Regions from separate parts of the Homo sapiens genome. Here region 2 is linked to region 1. The links are chromatin loops, found by intact Hi-C in ENCODE. Cell type or tissue: endothelial cell of umbilical vein. All regions are shown on one strand.

The links. A loop is a pair of places that touch in the nucleus more often than their neighbours do. Peaks named below come from ENCODE experiments on the same cell type or tissue, not always from the same donor. Only the 100,000 strongest peaks of a DNase experiment are listed, where the experiment ranks them.
Region 2: a loop joins it to region 1, with 30 times the contacts of the local background. A loop is called at or near these places in 2 of 110 quality-filtered maps.

The regions. Positions count from the first base shown.
Region 1 is chr20:25,232,445-25,234,944 of GRCh38, reverse strand. LOC105372579 (a long non-coding RNA gene) reads left to right here. Exons shown (of 3, transcript XR_001754564.3): 2 at 1,498-1,612. Among named protein-coding and RNA genes, the nearest start is that of PYGB, 14 kb to the left of the region's middle. In endothelial cell of umbilical vein, no CTCF peak of the experiment used is centred here; a DNase peak (open chromatin) is centred at 1,344.
Region 2 is chr20:25,532,150-25,534,649 of GRCh38, reverse strand. All of the region lies in intron 1 of NINL (ninein like), which reads left to right. Among named protein-coding and RNA genes, the nearest start is that of NINL, 52 kb to the left of the region's middle. RefSeq lists an enhancer at 1,087-2,087. In endothelial cell of umbilical vein, no CTCF peak of the experiment used is centred here; DNase peaks (open chromatin) are centred at 549 and 1,329.

The DNA.
Region 1 (2,500 bases):
CTAGAGTCCAGGGGCAGGGTACTCTCAGAGTTTTCTGGGGTAATAGCAATGTTCTCTATTTTGATGGGGGTGTGAGCCACATGGGTGCATGCATTTGCCAAAATGATTTGAACTGTACACCTAAGATCTGTGTGTCCTATTATGTGAGGAAAAGAGAGATCAGATTGTTACTGTGTCTGTGTAGAAAGAAGTAGACATAGGAGACTCCATTTTGTTCTGTACTAAGAAAAATTCTTCTGCCTTGAGATTCTGTTAATCTGTAACCTTACCCCCAACTCTGTGCTCCTTGAAACATGTGCTGTGTCAACTCAGGGTTAAATGGATTAAGGGCTGTGCAAGATGTGCTTTGTTAAACAGATGCTTGAAGGCAGCATGCTCCTTAAGAGTCATCACCACTCCCTAATCTCAAGTATCCAGGGACACAAAACACTGGGGAAGGCCGCAGGGACCTCTGCCTAGGAAAGCCAGGTATTGTCCAAGGTTTCTCCCCATGTGATAGCCTGAGATATGGCCTCATGGGAAGGGAAAGACCTGACCATCCCCCAGCCCGACACCCATAAAGGGTCTGTGCTGAGGAGGATTAGTAAAAGAGGAAAGAACGCCTCTTTGCAGTTGAGACAAGAGGAAGGCATCTGTCTCCTGCTCGTCCCTGGGCAATGGAATGTCTTGGTGTAAAACCCGATTGTATAGTCCATCTACTGAGATAGGGGAAAACCGCCTTAGGGCTGGAGGTGGGACATGAGGGCAGCAATACTGCTTTTTAAGGCATTGAGATGTTTATGTGTATGTATATCTAAAGCACAGCACTTAATTCTTTACCTTGTTCATGATGCAGAGACCATTGTTCACGTGTTTACCTGCTGACCTTCTCTCCACTATTATCCTATGACCCTGCCACATCCCCCTCTCCGAGAAACACCCAAGAATGATCAATAAATACTAAGGGAACTCAGAGGCTGGTGGGATCTTCCGTATGCTGAACGCTGGTCCCCTGGGCCCCCTTTTTTCTTTCTCTCTACTTTGTCTCTGTGTCTCTTTCTTTTCCAAGTCTCTTGTTCCACCTAATGAGAAACACCCACAGGTGTGGAGGGGCAACCCACCCCTTCACTATTATATGAAAATGATACCTCAATAATAAAATATTCTTAGAAAAACATTCACTAGGTCAAGGTAAAACCCAGAGAGAGCTAGTGACTCAAGACCCCATCAGGCAGGGGATGTGGCCACTCTGGGCCTCACAGCAGCAGGAGGAATTCCAGTGGAGGCTTTAAGCCCAGTGTGATTTGTCCAAGGGGAAGTAAAGCAAGGCTCCTGGCAAAAGCCTGTTTGCTCTGCCCAACCATTTCACCTCGGCTGTTTGGCTTGGGTGGAGTCCAGGCCAGGCACACCCACTGAGAAAACAGGAGGATCGCTGGCTGCACTAGGAAATGCCGGGGTGGGGGTGTGGAGGAGGACCAATATCCCCAGTGTGAGGATTTCAATTCCTCTCCTTTTTAGAGGCAACCTCCCGTCACTCAACAGGTGGCTGAGGGACCCCCGCACCAGGGCAGCACCTGCTGGACTTGGGTTCACCAGCGAACGAGCAGGTCTGATGCTCCTCTCAGGGTCTAAGGTGAGGCAAGGACAACACTGAAGTCTAAGGTTTGAAAAGACAAGAGAAGGTCATCTGCTCTCAGACTAGAATGAGCTTTACCTCAGCGGAACTTTCTGGAGGAAACCTATTGTTTTCAGACTGTTGCCTTCTAGAGTTCGAGTCTTCATTTTTCAAACTGCTTTACTGAGATGTAATTTTTATACCAGAAAGCTGCCTGTTTAAGTGCACAAGTCCATGGTTTACAGTATATTTATGGAGTTGTGTGAGCAGCACCATAATCTAAGTGTTAAACTTTTTCAAAAGCCCTGCGCACCAGTCAGTCAGTTACTCTTCCTTCTCCCAACCCCAGCTCCTGGCAACCACCAATCTGTCTCTGTGGACGGGCCATTTCACATAAATGGAATCATAGACTACAGAGTCCTTTGTGTCTAGCTTTTTTCACCTTAGCATAATGTTTCCAAGGTTCACCATGTTGCAGCATGGGTCAGAAATTCAATTCTTTTTTTCTGAGTCTCGCTCTGTCGCCCAGGCTGGAGTGTGGTGGCGCAATCTCGGCTCACCACTACCTCCGCCTACTGGGTTCAAGCGATTCTCCTGCCTCAGCCTCCCAAGTAGCTGGGACTACAGGCGTGTGCCACCACGCCCAGCTAATTTTTTTTTTTTTTTTTTTTTTATGACGGAGTCTCGCCCTGTTGTCTAGGCTGGAGTGCAATGGCGCAATCTCAGCTCACTGCAACATCTGCATCCCGGGTTCAAGTGATTCTGCTGACTCAGTTTCCCGAGTAGCTAGGATTACAGGTGCTCACCACCATACCCAGCTAATTTTATTTTTGTATTTTTAGTAGAGACGTGGTTTCACCATGTTGGCCAGGCTGGTCTTGAACTCCTGACCTTGTGATCCACCCA
Region 2 (2,500 bases), 300 kb before region 1:
GTGGTCTCATAAGATTACAATACTCTAGTTCTGTACCTTTTCTATGTTTAGATATGTTTGGATTACCATTGTGTTACAATTGCCTCCAGTGTTCAGTACACGAACCTGCTTGTGGCCTAGGTTTGTGGTAGGCCATGCTATCTTGGTTTGTGTAAGTACACTCTGTGATGTTTGCATAACAACAAAATCACCTAACAACACATTTTCAGAACTTATCACCATTGTTAAGTGATACATGACTGTATCTCTTTGAGATGCTGTTTTCAGTTCTTTTGGTTATTGTCACAAGTGAGCGGCAACTGTCTGGGGCTGGCAGTGCAGGGGTAAGAAGAATTTACCAAGAAAGGCAGAGAGAAAGGAGAAAAATACATTGCAAGGGAGTAACAGGCACAGCAGGAAGAGAGGAGCTGACTGCAAAGAGACAAAGCTTTGTTGGGGATTTTATAGAATAGTGTTTATGCTGCATGCTGAAGAGGGCTTTGTGCAGTACTGATAAGGCCAAGGTTGCAGTGAGCTAACGTGCAGGTGTCTGGTGAGAAGTTGGGCACAGGAGGACTGTGTATCCTGGGCCAGGAAGAAGGACAGACTTAGAGTTTACCTACTTTTCTTTTGGCTTCCCCTGCTCCCACCATCCTGGCCCCGCAGTGCCTTCAAGTTTTCAAGTTTGATGTAGTCCCCTTTGTGTATCTTTGCTTTTGTTGCCTGTGCTTTTAGTGACATATCTAAGAAATCACTGCCAAATCCAACATCATGAAGCTTTCTCTCTGTTTATAAAACTATTACACTATTTTAGTTAAAACTATAAAAAGCTTTATAGTTTTAGGTCTTACATTTAAGGTCTTTGATCCATTTTTGGTAAATTTTACAAAAGTTAATTTTTGTATATTGTAGAAAGCAAGGGTTAAACTGAGTTCTTTTGCTTGTGGATATCTGCAGTTTTCCCTGCAGCATTTATTGGAGAGACAGTCTTTTTCCCGTTTTGTGGTCTTGACACCCTTGTTGAAGATCATTTGTATGCATGGGGGTTGATTTCTGGGGTCTGTATTCTGTTCCATGGGTCTATGTCTGCCTGTGCTGAGACCACACTGATTTGACTACTGTATGGAATTGATTTTTAATTTCCCTTTTTTTCTCTCTCATTTTTTATCTTTATTGTTTAGATACACTTTATAGGAGCTTTCCTTGTCTTCCGATTCTGCTGTTGACGTTTGTTTTGCCACTGTAACATGTCAGTGTCCAGGAAACTTCCCTTGGTCTCGGATCGTTCTTTTTGCCCAGCAGTCTGTTTTGTTTCCTGGCTGAAATGGCTTTCCTCTTTCCTTCTCTGGGTAGTGCAATTTTTCTGTGTGCGCGTGTGTGTGTTTTGGGCTCAGCCCCTTCATTATTCTCCTCTCCCACATCCGCCTGGCATCATCGGCTCCAGACTCCAGGGATTGGAGTGTGTGTGAACATTGGAATTCTAAGCCCCATCTTCAGGCTGCTCCACTGCTTCTGAGACCCTCCACAGTTCTGCGGGGTTCATGGTTTGTCTGCTGTCGTGTTGCCTGGGCTGTGTTCTGGGGCTCTTGGATCCCAGGGCAGCCACTTGAAGCGGCCAGCCTCTCTGCAGCGGGGTTCCTATGTGGCTGAGCCGGGCCGCTTTCCAGGTGAATGCAGTCTTCTGTGGAGCCTTGGAGTTTTTCTAAGCCTTCCTGGCCAGGGTTTCCAACTGCCTCCATTTGCTAAGGTTGGTCATGGGGTATTTGAGAGGTTACGGAAAGACGCTTTGCCCCTCTTCCTGGGGTGAGGGGAGGACAGGTTCTATCGGGTGTATGGGAGGAGACAGTACCTCCTCGTTTCCTTTATTTTGAAAATGTGGCTGGATATTGTCTTGGATAGGGGTTAGGCCATATGCTGGCAAATTGTCACAGAAAGGTCTTTGACTGGCTTGTAGACCTGCTGTGTCTGACTCACCTGCTTGCCCGCACCTGACTCACCAATAGGTGAAGCAGCTGCTCTCTGGGCAGAGTCTGAGACGCAGGAGTTAGGGAGAGGAGAGGAGAGGAGCGGCTCTGAATGCTCAGTAACTCAGCCATGGGCTTTGAGAAGGCTCAGTGCAGCCTTGAGAAGTGGTGGGGGCTGCCTGTATTTCCCTGCTCACATGGGGACAGTGGAGCAGAGCTGCAGATCCCCTTGGGGGCTGGCTGGTCAGATGGGTGGGCTCCCCCTACTGCCTATGCCATGAGCCTGCAAAGACAGGGCCAGAGGGGACCGCTGTTTGCCAGACGCCAGCCCTGCTGGCCAGCCCTCCTGTGGATGCTTTATTCGTAGTCATACGGGAATTGAAGCTCCTTCCCTCTTCTGGAAATCCTAGCCCAGCCTCGAAAACGTGAATCTGGGGCTCTGGGAGGAAGGGAAGCGGTGTGGCTGGGGCCTCCTGAGAGCCCCACGCATGGAAGGGACTGGTAGGCCCAGCTGCTGTGAGTGGCAGGGAAGGAGCTCATTCTCCAGCCTTGCTGCC